Linked DNA regions of Homo sapiens: region 2 is linked to region 1. A link is an interaction called in ENCODE POLR2A ChIA-PET data of the cell type or tissue named here. Cell type or tissue: A673. All regions are shown on one strand. Links, peaks and the distances in the headings refer to the core of each region. The heading gives the core; the rest is flanking DNA.

The links. Peaks named below come from ENCODE experiments on the same cell type or tissue, not always from the same donor. Only the 100,000 strongest peaks of a DNase experiment are listed, where the experiment ranks them.
Region 2: POLR2A ChIA-PET joins it to region 1 with 16 read pairs; 2 of 35 experiments call an interaction of 5 or more read pairs at or near these places.

Annotation. Positions count from the first base shown.
Region 1 is chrX:153,641,201-153,649,100 of GRCh38, reverse strand. It overlaps DUSP9 (dual specificity phosphatase 9), which reads right to left and starts at 1,898. Exons shown (of 4, transcript NM_001318503.2): 1 at 1,676-1,898; 2 at 775-1,182. The coding sequence starts at 1,147. In A673, for the core only: a CTCF peak has its summit at 4,227; no DNase peak of the experiment used is centred there; H3K4me3 peaks cover 551 bases; H3K27me3 peaks cover 946 bases.
Region 2 is chrX:153,815,916-153,823,815 of GRCh38, reverse strand. The region is part of intron 1 of PDZD4 (PDZ domain containing 4); the gene reads left to right. Among named protein-coding and RNA genes, the nearest start is that of PDZD4, 11 kb to the left of the region's middle. RefSeq lists a silencer at 4,612-4,771. In A673, for the core only: no CTCF peak of the experiment used is centred there; a DNase peak (open chromatin) is centred at 4,725; H3K4me3 peaks cover 647 bases; H3K27ac peaks cover 583 bases.

The DNA.
Region 1 (7,900 bases), core at 1,718-5,717:
AGCAGCTTGGTGTGTCCTGGTACCCACGTGGGGCCCTAGCCACCCTCAGTCAGCTCGGGCTGCAAGAAGCTGGGCTCACGCTGAGCCACCGGAAAGGATCTTACACCCCTAGGGTCAAGCTGAGGCAGGTGTGAGGGCTCAACAGAGCCGAGATGCACTGCCAGCCTTAGGGAGGACTGCGGCCATCAGCTAAAGAAAAGGAGGAACTCAGATGTCAGCTCTCTGCCTGGGCATCTCCTGACTCTCAGGGATGAAGTGGGACCCCAAGATGTGGGGGAACTTGGGGGAGAATATGGCTCAAGAAGCCAGCATCTCTATTTACAGATACTATTTCCCCGGGCTGGACACCTGACACTTTATATGCTGTTCGGGAGGCTAAGGCAGGAGGATCGCTTGAGCCCAGGAGGCTTCAGTGAGCCGTGATTGCACCAGTGCTGTCTGACCCCTGCCTCCCTTGCTCATTCCTGAGCAGGTTGGGGAGGTGGGGATACCCTTGCCGAGACCCTGGGGAGCCCGCACTTTGTAATTCGTTCTTGAGCATCCTGAGAACTAGCTCAGGTCAGGCTAATTCTCCCCATTTTCCAGGCTCAGAGACTGGGCTGCCGAGGGTGAAGAACTTCCCCACGGTCACACTCAGGCTTCCCTCCTCTCAAAGCAGCCTGGCAGGTCATCAGGGGAGGGGGGCCTCAACTCGCTTTAGAAAAAAAGAAGTGGGGCTGGCCTAAGGTCAAATGAATCCCGAACCCCCTGGAAGGAGGGCCCCGCGGCACCTACCCTGGAGGTAGTAGGCCAGGTAGCCTTCCTCTCGCAGCTTCTGCAGCAGGGTGCCCAGCACCGACTCGGCCTCCCACTCCTCGGCCTCGGCCTCGGCCTCCCCGCGCCGGCGCCGGCCCCCGCCCTGGTCGTACAGGAGCACGGGGGCAGGCGGGGGCGGCTGCAGCGGCGGCCCAGGCAGGAGCGCGCGCACCGACAGGCTGCCCCTCCGCAGGCGGCGCAGCAGGAGCGCCGGCAGGGCCACGCTCAGCGCCCCACCGATGCGCGCCGACTCGTACAGCTCGCGGCTGCGGCAGTCCAGGAGCAGGAGCCGCGGCCGCGGGGGCGACAGCTCCCGACGCAGCCACAGGCACGAGCGGCCCAGACCCTCCATGGGCGATCGGCTCCCTACACGCTGGACCACGGGCGCTGCGAAGAGAGAGAAGGCGCGGTGTGAGCTACCGGAGGGCCGAGGGGGCTCAGACTTGAAGCCGGCCCCGCGTCCTGAAGGCGGGAGCCCAGGGTCCCCCACCATGAGGACTCCCAACAAGGCGCCCCAAGAAACCCCCCAGGCAGCAGCTCGGCCCGGGGAAGGGTCCTCGAGAAGAGGGCTGAGCGGCTAACCGCCCCTTCGAGGCTCATCTTGGGGTACCCTGAGGTCGCAGCCGCCTCCCTCCATACCCCCTTTCTGCTCCTGTCTCGGTCTTCTCGCGAACGCTCCCCAAGTTCGAGCTTCCGACTCTGGCTGGGGGTGTGCGTGCGAGGAGTGCCGTTCGAGGCCTAGATCTCCCCCAGGGCCAGGTGGGCCAGGGGAACAGAGGAGGCGCCGAGGTGCTGGGCCTCAGCGAGTCCTCTCAGAGGTGGTCTGGCCCCCGGTCCCCCATCTCCCCCTACCCCTAGGAGAGAACAAAAGGAAAGAGACCTGGAGCGAGATCCGGCGGTGGACGACCGCGCGTGGACGTTCTGGCCACGGCCACTGCCACGGCGGAACGCGAGGCGCCGTCCCGCGGCAGAGAGTCCCCAGGCCTGGCCGCCAGGAGAGGGCGGGGCGGCGGTGCAGGCTCGCACGTGGAAGCCGAGCCCCGCGCAGCCCGCGCAGCCCGCGCACCGGCCGCTTCCTGGCAGCCGGACCCAGCTTCCACCTTGGAAACTGCCTTCGGACGTGGAGTTACAACTCCGAGGGGCGGGCCGGGGCGGGGCTCCGGGGGCGGGCCCGGCGGGCCGGTGAGCCAACGGGTGCTAGCCGAAGCAGTCGGGTGGGACCTGCGAGTCGGCTGAGCTGGGGCTTCCACCGAGGCGGGACGGGGTCGGGGCAGAGGCCAAGGGCAGGTCAGGGGCCCAGCAGGGGACCAGCTGCGGCTCCCCTGGCCGGCGCCAGCCTGGCCTCGGGAGGCAGGGGGAGGGGTGAGGACCAGAGCCCAGCCCCTCTGCCGCAGAAGCTGCCTCCAGCCCAACTCACAGGGTGATACTGGAGCATCTTCTCCCCTGCCTGGATCTCAGTGGCCCCATCTCTGTAATGGGCTCAGAGCTAGCAGCTTGGGCAAACTTGGGATGCCACCGAAATCACGGAGGGGAGGAGGAGGCAGGACCAGAAACTTAGTGCAGCTTTGGCCCAGAGGTCTGCTGCAGGGCTAGGCAGGCAGGGGTAGCTCCTGGATACCTACCAATACCAGCCCGCTTCACTCGCACAGGACTGGCCAAAAGCACCCAGGAACCCTGAGCTCCCAGCCCTAAACTGGGGCACTCTGCTCTTATCACATTACTGATCCTAAGAGTCACCCGTGGCTCCCCCCTCTGCCTCCTTCCCTTAACCCCCCTTCGGCTAATCAAAGTGGAAAGAACTAGTTTCTACCTAAATATCTCTCACATCCACGCCTCTCTCCCCTGTCCCTTGCCCTAGCCGAGGGCTCAAATTCATCAGCTTTAGGCCAGGTCACTGTCACGTCTTGCACAACAGTCTCCCTGCCTCCGGGCCTGCAACGACCTGCCCTCCACCCTGCCCTGCCCAGCCCTGCCCAACGTCAGAATGCCATCCACTCAACCAAGGCTGGTGGCCTCCATCCTTTCCTCCATGGGCACAACAGGCGGGACAGATCCACAGGCAGCAAGAGCACTGGACAAGGTCTCAGGTGTGGTGAGCACTGAGGCAGGAGACCAGGGTCAGGGGGAGGTGTCCACAATGCTGATCTGGCTAAAAGTCCCTTCTCTGCTTAAAGCTCAACAAAAGCAAATAACAGTGTTGAAGGAAAATGTACGCCAGATAAGATAAAGCTCATACCCAACTAAAAGGTTAAGACCCCTGTAGATAAATGGGCAAAGAACCTGAAAACACTGCATACTGCAGGAAGGAGGGAATGCGGTGGCCTAACAAATATTTGGGGGAAGGTTCAACTTCAGGCGTGGAAGGAAAGCCACTCCAATAAACAAGTAACAATGACCAACGAGGTAACACTTCCCACCTACTGCATTAGAAATGTTCTCATTTTTGAGAACACGCAGTGCTGGCAAGATTGCTGTGAAATCAGCGTGCTGTTCAACTGTTGCAGGGTTATATATTGGTACGGCCCCTTTGGAAATTAATCTGGCAATATCAAGAGCTAGGAAAAAATCCCAACCCTTTGACCACTTTTGGGAATCTAAGGAACTAAAGTAAAAGAAAGCAAAGTTATGCACACGAGGATGGGCACCACAAAGCATTTTTCTAACAAGTGGAAAATGCAAAGCAAACTACGAGTCTAAAGACTCCTCTCAGGAGCCATGGAGTTAGAGGAGAAAATGTCTCAGGTCATGGTTAGGTAAGAGGGCAGGTGACGGAAAGCTAGGTGGGTCACCTCTAAGGGGCTTCCAGTTTGCCTCTCTCCCTCCCTTTCGGGCAGTGGGCTGCTAGCCGGGGACTCCCAGGACCCTGGCACTGGGCTGCTTTCCGGCCACACCCCCCATGTCCCTGCGTCTAACAAGAGTCCTAATTCCTGCATCCAAGGGCTTTGGGCAGCTGGACTGTGCCCTTCCTTCTCTCACCCAGTGGGCAAGGGCCCCAGCCCAGGCCTCCCTCCTATGCCCCCTGCCCAGATTCTGAGATTCTGCTCATTCTTCAGGCCCCCTCCTCCAGGCAGCCTTCCCAACTCGGAGCCAGTAGTCTCCCTCCTCTGTGCTCCCTAGTGTGGTCACTTTCCCCCTTTCTCAGTGTGTTCCTGGGGCAGGGACTTTGTCTTCTGTTTTCTGTCCACAGCCTAGCTCCACAGTGGTGGAGGTGGACACCGGCACCCAGCCTGGGGGCTGCCTCCAGGCCCACTGCAGCTGTGGGTGGGAGCTCAGAGTGGGCAGGGGTTGAAGGCACCACGGAGGTTCTGCCATGTGCCAGTCTTGTTGTGGAGAGTGGGGGTGGCGCAGGGCTGTGACCAGCAGGGAGCTGGACAGCCACTTCCCCGGCCCGCCCTGCCGTGGGGGCTCAGTTCGGCTAGAGAGGGAGCTCCTGAGCTGCTCAGTGGCGCTCTCTGGAGAGGGTTCCCTGGAGGTGAGAGGAGCTGGGCTGGAATGAGGACGGGGAGAGGCAACCTCCGCAATGGGGAAGGGAGGGGAAGCCTAGGATCCAAGGGTCCACGTCTCCCGACGCTTGGCGAGGGGCTCCCCTGCACCTAACTGCGGAGCCCTGCTGCCAAGTCCTCGCACCGGGAGAAAGCATTTGGGAGGAGGCCATGAGGGGCTCAATTTCCAAAGTCAGAGCTCAGTGCTCGGGGCCCACAGCGCCCGCAGCGCCAGCAACAGGACAAATGGGAACCTGTTGCCACCTCCGCACTGCAGGGCTGAGCGCAGCCAACCCCCTAATCCCCCTCTCACCCGCGACCCTCGCCGGGCCGCCCCCACTCAGGCCCCCTGTAGCGCCGGCTCTGGGCGCCGCCCCGCCGGCAGCCGCTCCCGGGTGCGCTGTGCTGGGGGAGGCCGCGCCGCGCGCCCGGGCCTCGTCTGGCCCCCTCCGGCGGGCTGAGCCAGGCCGCGCGCTCGCTGCCCGCCGCAGGGTGGGCGCTGCGCCTGCCGCCCCCGCCCCCGCCCCCGCACCCGCCCCCGCCGGGCGCCCCGGGCCTCCGCCGGGCCGGGCCAGCGCCCCCTGGAGGCCGCGGGGACGCCGCCGCCTGCAGGCCTCGCGCGCGCCGCGTGCGCCCTCTGGTCCCGGGAGCCTCCCGAGAGCGGCGCCGCGCCGCCTTCCCCCACGAGATGCACCGTTCCCGCCGGGCCGAGTGACAGGATTTCGGCTGTCGCGGCCGGGTCACATGGCCAAGAGCACAAGTCCCGGCGACAGCGTGCCTGCCAAATCCAGTGTCTTTTCCACCAAATCCACTTTCTGCTGGGGATGGCTTTCTGCTTTTCCTGGTCGGTCTCCTCGCGGGACTGGGAGTTCCTCCAAGGCAGGAACGGGTGTGTGCCCGGCCCCAGGCTGGCCCCAGCCCCCAGTGCAGGGCCTGGCACGCGCCCGGCGCTCGCGGAAGAAATGCTCGTTAACAAAGAAGGCATGAATGAATGAAACCAATTGTTGCCTGAGGGAGCTGCTCCTGCTTTTCCTTCTGCCGATCACACACTCCTCCCCCACCCCGACACGCACAAGCACACGTGCACACACAGCCCTCCCCGTAACACACACGCAGGCAGGCACCCAGACAGCGCGCGCGGACGCCAGCCCCCATGGAACCCACCTACTACGTGCTTGCCGGGCAGCTGGCGCCCCTTTGGTCCCACCTGGGCCGCCTCCATTTCAGCGCCGGGCTCTCTCCGCCGCCTCCCCGCCCCTCCCCGGGGCCCCTTGCTTCCACATCTAAGTACCCTACCTTGGACCCCAAAGTGCCTTCTTTATTTCTTAGGGAAGAGGCCAAGCTAGTCGCTGGGGAGTCTCAAGGTCTGTTTAGGGAGGCACCTGGGGGGCCCAAGGCTGCTGAGCCTCTGCCGAAGGGGAGCCAGAGGTGCCTGGCAGGGATGCCACCAAATGCTGCAGCCTCTAGAGCCCGCGTGCCAGGTGTTGGGGGTGAGGGAGGGAGGGACTCAGAGATGTGCTGGGGGGTGTCGAAGGCTATTTGTGATGGGGGCGGGGCAGGATGCTGGAGAGCGTGAATCCAGCAGGTGTGCGCGCGTGCTGGGGTGGATGAGAGTGCGCGTTGGAGATGCTGGAGGTGTGTGCCTGGGACGTGGGGAGCGTCAGCCACTGGGATGTGGGTTTCTGACGGGACCTCGCTCCAGGATGGGTGGACTGCAGTGTCTCTGGGCTGGCAACGTGGGTGGGGTGTCTGTAATGGGCAGATGGGGAGTTCGAGGTGGTGGGGGCATGGTAGGGGGAGCTATGTTGGTGCAGGTATGGCAGAGACGTGTTGGAAGCGTGCGTGTGCGCCTGGGTGTGTACTGGGGCGTGGCAGGGTCTCGGTGGGTTGGCATGAGTTGGGGACAGTGGTGAGTGGTGGGGCAGGGGCAGCTAGTGTGTGCACTACAGGCACCCGGGTCTGTGGTGCGTGGTTTGTATGCGCGCGAGTGTGCAGCCGGTGCAAGTGGCAGGAGACACGGGAGGTGCACGGGCGGCGTGCGGGGGTGTGCGGAGCAGCACCGAATGGGTGTCGTAGGGGCGCGTGCGCCGGCTTCGTGGGGTGTGCGTTGTCAGGACTTTGGGGGTGCAGGGTGGAGGAGCGCACGTCGGGGCGGGGGCAGCCAGGCCGGGTGGGGGGTGGGGGTCCCCGGGGCGCCGCTTGCTCCACTCACCTCCGCTCTGCTCGGTTCTCCGCGCCGGTTCCCTGCGTCGCGGCCGGGAAGTTTCCGAAGCTCGGGCGGCGGGAAGCGCCACTGCTGCAGCCTAACGCCACCGGAACCCCGGGTGGCGGCCTCTCCTGGAGCCGAGGGGCAGCCGCCGCCGCCGCTGCGGAGGGAAACTCCAAATCCCGCCTCCGCCGCCGCTGCCTCCTCCGCCTCTGCCGCCGCCTCCTCCCCTCCAGTCGCCGTCTTCTCCGCCCCCTGCCCAGGAGGGGCACTGTAGCTGGCGGCTCGCGGGGAGGGAGCGGGGAGGGGCCGCGGCCTGCCCGGCGTCTCCCTCCACCTCCCACGCCCCCCCCACCCCCCGCCGCCTTCCTCCCACCTGCAAGCCTCTGTTCTCTAGGCCAGTCCTGCCCGACGCGCCCTGCGCTCCCCGGTCCCCAGTGGCGCCAATGAGTGGGGGCTCCGGCGCTTGGGGCGCGGGAGTGGGGTTGGGGGCCCTGAACTAGGCTGGGCCTGGGCTAGGTGGACGGTTACGCGCAGAATCTGCACTGGCACCCCAGCGAAGGGGCCCATTGAGGACTGGGCGCAACTTGGTGCCCCAGAGCCACCTCCTGCTCCCACAGTGAAGAGGGTATAAAGTCTGGCTGACAGCGCTGCCAATTCCATCCCCCACCCCAGGTCCCCCTGCAGTGTCTCCTCTCATTCTCATGTGTCAGATTCTGGCTAATAGTAATAGCATTTGAGCCTCAGTGCCTGGAAGGGGTGGAGCCAGGACGTTTGGGTGGGGGAGGGGCTGGAAGCGAGTAGGGAGCGGCTGTTGTCACTAGGTCCCGTTAGCTTTCTCCTTTGTGCCAAAGGTCACACGCATTGCCATCAAGGACCTCATTTTATCCTTACAGCAGTTCCGGAAGTCTGAGGGGATTGTCCCCATGCTACAGCCAGGGAAACTGAGTCCGTGGCTCCCTGGTGGTGGCACAATAGTGTAGTGGCAGAGTAGGATGTGGCTTGGGCTGGCTGAGTTCAGAAGCCTAGAGCCTGAGCGAGTGTGAGTGCGGAAGATTGCGTGGGGAGGGGAGGCAGAGGACAGCCCGTGGAGATGTGCACCTGGCCTTTCTGGGGCTCCCAGACCAGCAGTGTATGAGCCCGGCCTCGTGCCTGCAGTGGGGGATTGCCTGAGACCCGGCAGGAGGCTGTGAGCATCAAGGGCCGTCTTCTCCGCCCAGGGAGCGCAGGATAAGGTGCGGCCAGGCAGGGCTGGGATGCCAGCAGCTCCGCTGGCCGCTTGGCTGTGTCTGCCGCAGCGCTGAATTCCCCTGAGTCATTACCCCTGGAAGAGGCGAGGGCAGCAGCTTTGCCTCTGGAGCCCAGGTCCCTGTCCCATCTGGGTCTCCATTTCCTGGTATGTACGTTTGGGGAGAGA
Region 2 (7,900 bases), core at 2,317-6,316, 170 kb before region 1:
TCAGTGACTCAGTTTCCTCAACTGTGAAATGGCAGTGAAGAGTGCTTGCGTCCGAGGGCCATTGTGACAAGGAAAACAGATGGTGTGTCCCCCGGGATCTCACTGGGTGGAGGAGGGAGTTGCTGCCCTCGGGCCATTCAGTTGGTCATTAAGAAGTGGAAATTGGCTGGGTGCGGTGGCTCACGCCTGTAATCCCAGCACTTTGGGAGGCCGAGGCGGGTGGATCATGAGGTCAGGAGTTCGAGACCAGCCTGGCCAGCATGGTGAAACCCCATCTATACTAAAAATACAAAAAATTGACCAGGCGTGGTGGCTCACGCCTGTAATCCCAGCACTTTGGGAGGCTGAGGTGGGCGGATCACCTCAGGTCAGGAGTTCGAGACCAGCCTGACCAACATAGAGAAACCCCATCTCTACTAAAAATACAAAATTAGCCGGGCATGGTGACACATGCCTGTAATCCCAGGTACGCGGGAGGCTGAGGCAGGAGAATTGCTTGAACCCGGGAGGTGGAGGTTGTGGTGAGCTGAGATCACGCCATTGCACTCCAGCTTGGGCTCGAAACTCCATCTCAAAAAAAAATATATATATATATATTAGCTGGGCATCATGCACCTGTAGTCCCAGCTACTCGGGAGGCTGAGGCAGGAGAACTGCTTGAACTCAGCAGGTGGAGGTTGCATGAGCCAAGATCAAGCCACTGCACTCCAGCCTAGGTGACAGAACGAGACCCTGTCTCAAATAAATAAATTAATTAAATAAAAAATAATGAAAAAGGAAATTATATGGAGAAGGCCTTACATCTGGGTATGTCACAGTTAATGCCCAGTGACAGAAGAATGTCCAATATTATTCTGAGAATTTCTCTCAGGAAAGGGACCTCCAAGTTTTGAAGAAGTGTGATGTAGTACAATATTAGTTAGGACAGCCTGGGCAACATATTGAGACCTTGTCTCTACAAAAATAAAAAATTGCTCAGGCGTAGTGGCATGCGCCTCTAGTCCCAGCTTCTGGGGAGGCTGAGTGGGAGGATTGCTTGAACCCAGGAGTTGGAGGCTTCTGTGAGCCGTGATTGTACCACTGCACTCTAGCCTGGGCAATGGAGCCAGACTGTGTCTGGAAAAAAAAGAAAGAAAGACAGAGAGAAAGAGAGAGAGAGAGAGGGAGGGAGGGAGAGAGAGAGAGAGAGAGAAAGAAAAAACAGATGGACAGGGAACAAAGCGGAGGCATATGTGGTCATTTTGCACAGGAGTTGGGCCGGAGGAGGCGAGGCTGAGCAGCCTGGGGCTGGACAAGATGTCCTCCCTTTCAGTGCATTCTGCCTGTCCTCATGGCTGCTTGGAGCATTGAGAATGAAAAACGCTGCAGAGGGAATATTGCTTTGATTGTAAAACGCTGCAGAGGGAATATTGCTTTGATTGTTGCTAGATGTGAACTGTGCCCTTAGCCAGTCAGGTTAGCCTGAGGTGGGTGGGAGGATGGGTTTAGTTGCTGGGCCACGTGCCTGGAAAGCTGTGAATATGTACCCGAAGGTTGATCTTGAGAATGGCTTCAGGAAGTGGTTGGCTTTTCCTGTGCAAGGTGTGGGACACCCCTCTTTTCCTGTGTGTTTTTTTTTTTTTTTTTTTTGAGACAGAGTCTTGCTCTGTCACCCAGGCTAGAGTGCAGTGTTGTGATCTCGGCTCATTGCAGCCTCCGCCTCCTGGGTTCAAGCAATTCTGCCTCAGCCTCCCGAGTAGCTGGGATTACAGGCACCTGCCACCACGCCTGGCTAATTTTTGTATTTTTAGTAAAGACAGGGTTTCATCATGTTGGCCAGTCTGGTCTCAAACTCCTGACCTCTAGTGATCCGCCTGCCTCGGCCTCCCAAAATGCTGGGATTACAGGCGTGAGCCACCGCGCCCGGCCTCCTTTCTGCTTCTGAGCCAGGACTATGGAGGTGTCTGAGAGGCCGCCGCTCTCCCGGAAAGGTGGGGGCCAGGTGGATTGATGAGACTTCAGCAGACCCTGGGCTTCGGGGAGGGAAGGAGAAGTGAGGGGAAAGAAAGATGCCCTCATGCAGAAGGCCTTCGTTGAGGTCTGCCCTGGTTCCTCCAGGGCGCGCTCTGAGTCAGTACAGCGCCACCCTCCACCCGAAGTCCTTGTTAAGGTGCACTTTCTGACTGAGCCACTAGCATGGGGCCTGGGATTCTGCACTTCTCACAAGCTCCCAGGTGATGTGGATCCCACTGGCTGTGAGTAGCCAGGGCCTTGGGTAGGGACCGGGAGTAGATCTATGGTAGCCCCAAACCACATTAACATGGGTGGTGAAGTGAGGTGTTGTTTTTTTTGTTTGTTTGTTTTGTTTTTTTTTTTTACAAATAGAGGGTAAAAATTGTTTACAAATAGAGGGTAAAAAAACACACATAGAGGGTAAATCAGAACATCCAGGAGTCGTTGCCTACGTGAGGGCTTTACAGGACATAACTTGTTCTTCCCTGCCATGTGCAGCTAACTGACCCCCTTCCCTGTCACCGGCACCCCTACCGGTATACATGTCTCTCATGGACGCCCAGACACCCCTCCCCCGACTAACTGCTCAAAGGCCTTTGAGATGAAGCCCTCCCATGTTTCTGTCTCTCCTGCCCCCAGGCAGAAAGGGTGGGCACAGAGTTATGGAAGCGGGTGGTGTGGCTTGCCCAGGAGGCCACAGTTGGGGGCGTGGGCAGCCATGCTACTTGCCGGGCCTGTCACCTCTTTGTCCCTGCTAGAATTCTAACATGTTGGTGGAGACATTTTGCAGCCACCAATGCAGTAATTAATTCAGGCAAAAATCATCACTGGATGCCAAAACCATTAGATGTAAGGTCGTTGGGGACAGAATATTCACAAAGTCTCCAAATATTACCCCAAATTACCTGTGAATCAGGAAGGGAAACTGCGTCTTTACAGAGGAGAGATCTGGCAGCTGCCACCTGGACCATGTGATCAAACAGCCTCCCCAACAGTGGGGCAGCCTGACCCTGCCAGCCGCCAGATGCAGGGCTGGGGAGGAGACATACAGCATCTCCTGCAAGGTGCTCTTGTCAAAACGCTCAGCCTGAATCTCACCGCGGGAATGAATCAGGCAAATTCAGACTCTGGCGCATTCTATAAGGACTGGTCTCTTCCAAGAAGTCATTCCCATTAAAGTAAAAAATATATATATTTTTTTCTAGATTAGAGAGGAGACATAATAACTAGAGACCTAACAACCGAATGTAATATGTGTGCTTCTTGATTGAATCCTAGATTTTTTGTTTGTTTGTTTTGTTTTTGAGATGGAGTCTCTCTGTGTCACCCAGGCTGGAGTGTGATGGTGTGATCTCAGCTCACTTCAACCTCTGCTTCCTGGGTTCAATCAATTCTCCTGCCTCAGCCTCCCAAGTAGCTGGGACCATAGGCTGCACCACCACGCCTCGCTTTTTTTTTTTTTTTTTTTTTTTTTGAGATGGAGTCTTGCTCTGTCGCCCAGGCTGGAGTGCAGTGGCACGATCTCGGCTCACTGCAACCTCCTCCGCCACCCGGGTTCAAGTGATTCTCCTGCCTCAGCCTCCCTAGTAGCTGGAACTACAGGTGCAAGCCACCACGCCCGGCTAATTTTTGTATTTTTAGTAGAGACGGGGTTTCACCATATTGGCCATGCTGGTCTCGAACTCCTGACCTTGTGATCTGCCCGCCTCAGCCTCCCAAAGTGCTGGGATTACAGGCATGAGCCATTGTGCCCAGCCTCAAATCCTAGATTTTTAAAAAAAGCTATAAGGGTGTTAGCGGGACAGCTGGGGAGATGTGAGGCTGGCCCATTGTATGAGTGCGGAATTCCGTGCTAAGGGTGTTGTGGTTCCACGGAGAATGGGACTGATGGCATCTTGCTTTCAAATGCTTCTGCACATGTGTGTGTAGAAACCCCGAGAGCAGGTGTGGGGAATCTGCAGATGTTCCCACATGCTTGTGGGCGGACAATTTTCAAAATCCCGAGCTGGGGAAACATGAATGGGGACTTTGCTGGGTCACTGAGTGGGTGAATGTAGTGAGCCTGCGGCTTCTCCTTTCTCCTCTGATGCTCTACTCGTTGGGAGATCCCCCGATGCCTGACTTGGCCTGGAAGCTACAGTCACAACTGCTTCCAAGGTGTCCTGGATACTCCAGACGGCAGAGCTGAGAGCCAGCAGGCAGGTCAGAGCTCGGCCCCGGGCAGAGGATAACTTCCTGTCTCTGTCCTTCCCCAGCTTGTTTCCTACTCTACAGCAGTGGGGTAAGGGGAGTCCGAAGGTGGCAGCCCCCCCACCTCCGTGGCAGCCACGGGGGCCCCTGGAAGTGATGTGGCTTCACCTCCCATCCCGCGCGTTGCCAGTGAGAGTGAAAGGGGTCGCAGGCGCCGTGTGACAAGCACTTGGGATTGCGAGTCTCCCAGGCCACAACTGTTTTCTTAGCCTCTCCGGCCTCTCTTCTCGGCTTCCCAGAGATTCCTGATCAGCAAGAGGGCGTCGCGCCCCACCCGGCTGTGCGCCTGCCACCGCTGGGTGCAGGAGGGTGCCTGGGGCAGAGCCTGGAAACAGAGCTCAGCCTCCGACGGGGTTGGCGGGGCGGGCGGGCAGGAGTCCTGCCAATACAGCCACCAGCGTGGCGGCGCCGGGACGAGTGTGGTCCGCCCTGCTCCCGCAGCCGCAGCCACCCCGCCGCCGTCGCGGCGCGCTCTTTGTCTGCGGCTCCGGGCTCAGGGGGCGGGGCGAGCGCGCCTGGGGCTCCGCCCTCTCCGCCTAGGGCGCCCCGCTTCCCGCGTCCCCTAAGGCCCGCCAGTCCCTTGCCCAGCGGGAGATCGCCGCCCCACAGCGACTGCCCGTGGGGCCGACTTCGCGTCATGCCTGCCTCGCCTGCCCGGTGTTGCCCCCTCCCCTGTCCCTGTGTCCCCCCTCCCTTGCCCGCATGTCCCCCTCATGCGGGGAAAGCGGTGCCAGCACTTTCCCTGGCCTTGCGAATTGCTCTTCCATCGGTATTCAGCCGCCCCTCTGATGTTCCTGAAAACCCAACCTGCTCCTTCTCTGCAAAAAGCTCCGGAAGGCTGTGTCGATGCAGGTCGAGCTTCCCCACCCGGCCCCCTCCCACCTTTTAGCAAATCCAGAGGCCCCACCTTCGCCCTCCCCTCCCGGGCTCCGACCCAGTGCATTGAGCAGCTCCTCGGCTTCCCTCCCGGGACTTTCTAGTCTCTCTCCCCAACCGGCTCAGTGTCAGGGTGCCCCAGGACTCTCCTTGGGCCTCTCCTGTTCTTGACTACATTCACTCCCTAGGTGAGCTCCTCCATCTCATGCTTTTGCTTTTTAAATTTTTATTTATTTATTTTTAAATTTTTATTATTTTTGAGACAGGGTCTCAGTCCGTTGCTCAGGCTGGAGTGGAGTGGCACAATCACGGCTCACTGCAGCCTTGACCTCCCAATGCTCAGGTGATCCTCTTGCCTCAGCCCTACCGCCTGCCCCCTACCTCCTCCACCACTTGGGGCTACAGGAGCGAGACACCACGCCCAGCTTCATCTCATGATTCTTTTTTTGTTTGAGACGGAGTCTTGCTCTGTTGCCCAGGCTGGAGTACAGTGGTGTGATCTGGGCTCACTGCAACCTCCACCTCCTGGGTTCCAGTGGTTCTCCTGCCTCAGCCTCCCAAGTAGTTGGGATTACAGGTGCCTGCCACCACGCCCTGCTAATTTTTGTATTTTTCGTAGAGATAGGGTTTCGCCATGTTGGCCAAGCTGGTCTCGAACTCCTGACCTCAAGTGATCCGTCTGTCTCGGCCTCCCAAAGTGCTGGGACTACAGGCTTGAGCCACCGTGCCTGGCCGTCATCTTATGATTTTAAATAAAGAAAAATTCCTAGTTTAATTGAACAGCAATGGTCACATGCCACCCAGTTAGCTGACTTGGGCTTGGGCCAGACATTTGGAGTGGGGCACTGGAGATGTCCACATGCCTCGGGAAGTTCAAGCTAGAGATAAAAACCTTCCATTTCCTGCCCTGGGCCTAATCCCTGAGTCCTTCCTTCCTCGGTCTTCCTCACTGCTGTGAGGATACCCCTGGTCCTTGTGGTCCTGTGTGGCAATTTTATGTTTTCTTGTGGTAAGATACGCATAACATAACATTTACCACTAGTGACTTTTAGTCTATTCTCAATGTTGTGCAGCCGTGGCCACTGTCTAGTTCCAGAACAGGTTCATCGCCCCAAAAGGGACCTCATATCCCTCAGCAGTGACTCCCCAGGCCCCCCTTCCTCCAGGTCCTGGCAACCATTCGTCTGCTTTCTGTCTGCCTCTTTGCCTTGGCTAGACTGTGCTCATGCAGTCGTGTGTGCCGGTCGTTCATTCTTTTTATGTCGGGATGGGTGTACCATGTTGTGCTCGCTCATCCATTCATCCACTGGTGGACACGGGTTGCCTCCGAGTCTTGGTTACTATGGATACTCTGCTGTGAGCATTTGAGTATAAGTTTTCTTTGCATGCCTGTTCTCAACTATGGATACTCTGCTGTGAGCATTTGAGTGTAAGTTTTCTTTGCACGCCTGTTCTCAGTTCTTTGGGGATTGCTGGGTCATGTACATAAGCTACACCTAACCTTGTGAGGAGCCACCAGACTGCTTCCCTGGCTGCACTATTTTACATGCCCAGCAGCAAGGCGTGAGGCTCCAGGGTCCCCGCGTCCTCTCCAATACTCGTGCTTCCTTTCACTGATTCCAGCCTCCTCGTGGTGTGCGGCGGTATCTCACTGTGGTTTGGGTGTGTGTTTCCTCTGTGCGTACTGGCCGGTGCTGACGCGTCTTTTCCTGCGCTTATTCGATGTCTTCTTCAAGCCCTCACTGTCCCTTGCCCCCAGCCCAACAGCAGGTCCTGGCAGCCTACCTCTAAAACCCAAGCTGACTCTGACCACATCCCACCACCTCTACTGCCACCCCTGGGGTCATGCCACCATCATCTGTGGTCTGGACCACTGCCGTTGCCTGCTGGTCTGGCCCTTACAGTCTGTTCTCCTGGGAGCTCCCTTCGCTACAAGGAAGGAAGCATGGCTGGTTTCTTGTCATCATTTAGGTCTCAGCTCAAGTGTCACCGACCCAGAGAGGCTGTCCTGACCACTCTACCCACCCAGGCAGCTTTGTCTCTGTCCCCTCCCACCTTCCAACCAAGCCCCTTGGGGAGCGGAACGGGATGGGGGGTGTGTTCTGGATCCACCGTCTCTCCCTTCAGCTCCTTGGCACTCCTTTCCTATGGGGCACCCTGTCCAGGGCAGGTGGGGCAGGATTCCCCCCTCTTCCCTCATCTCCCGTGCTTCCCGGGCCCACCCCCCAGCATCTCCAGCCTGCCCGGGAGTCACATGTCCTCGGCCCACAGAATCCCCAGCACACGCCCCACCCACAGGCCTAGCCCCAGCCCTGGGGTCCCTGGCACCCCACCTGCCAGGGCCCCTCCCCTGCCTTGCTCACCCCCCAACACACCTGATTGTTGGAAAGGTCTTCCCATGCCCACCACGACCCCCTCCCACTCATCTGTGGGCGGGAGAGCTTGGTCCCTGCCGCACGTTGCCCCCCTAGCATCCAGGCCCACCACCGAGCCCCCGACAGGCCTGGGAGCCCCACTGGTGGGTGGGGACCCACCAGCTGGGGGTCTTGCTCACACCGAGGGGCTGGGGGTGGCGGTGGCTTTCTCAGGGCACCCTGCCTTGGGCTGCAGGCCGCTGGGTGGGCACCGGCTCCCTCGGAAGGCAGCGCAACCCGGGATCCTGCCGGCCCTGGCCCCCACCCTGCCGACCGGGCCTGGGGCGATCAGTGCCCCAGCTCCTGTCCTCTTCTGCTCAGATGCTGGGTTGGGAGATCAGGGGCCACAGCTCGGCCACTCAGAGCCC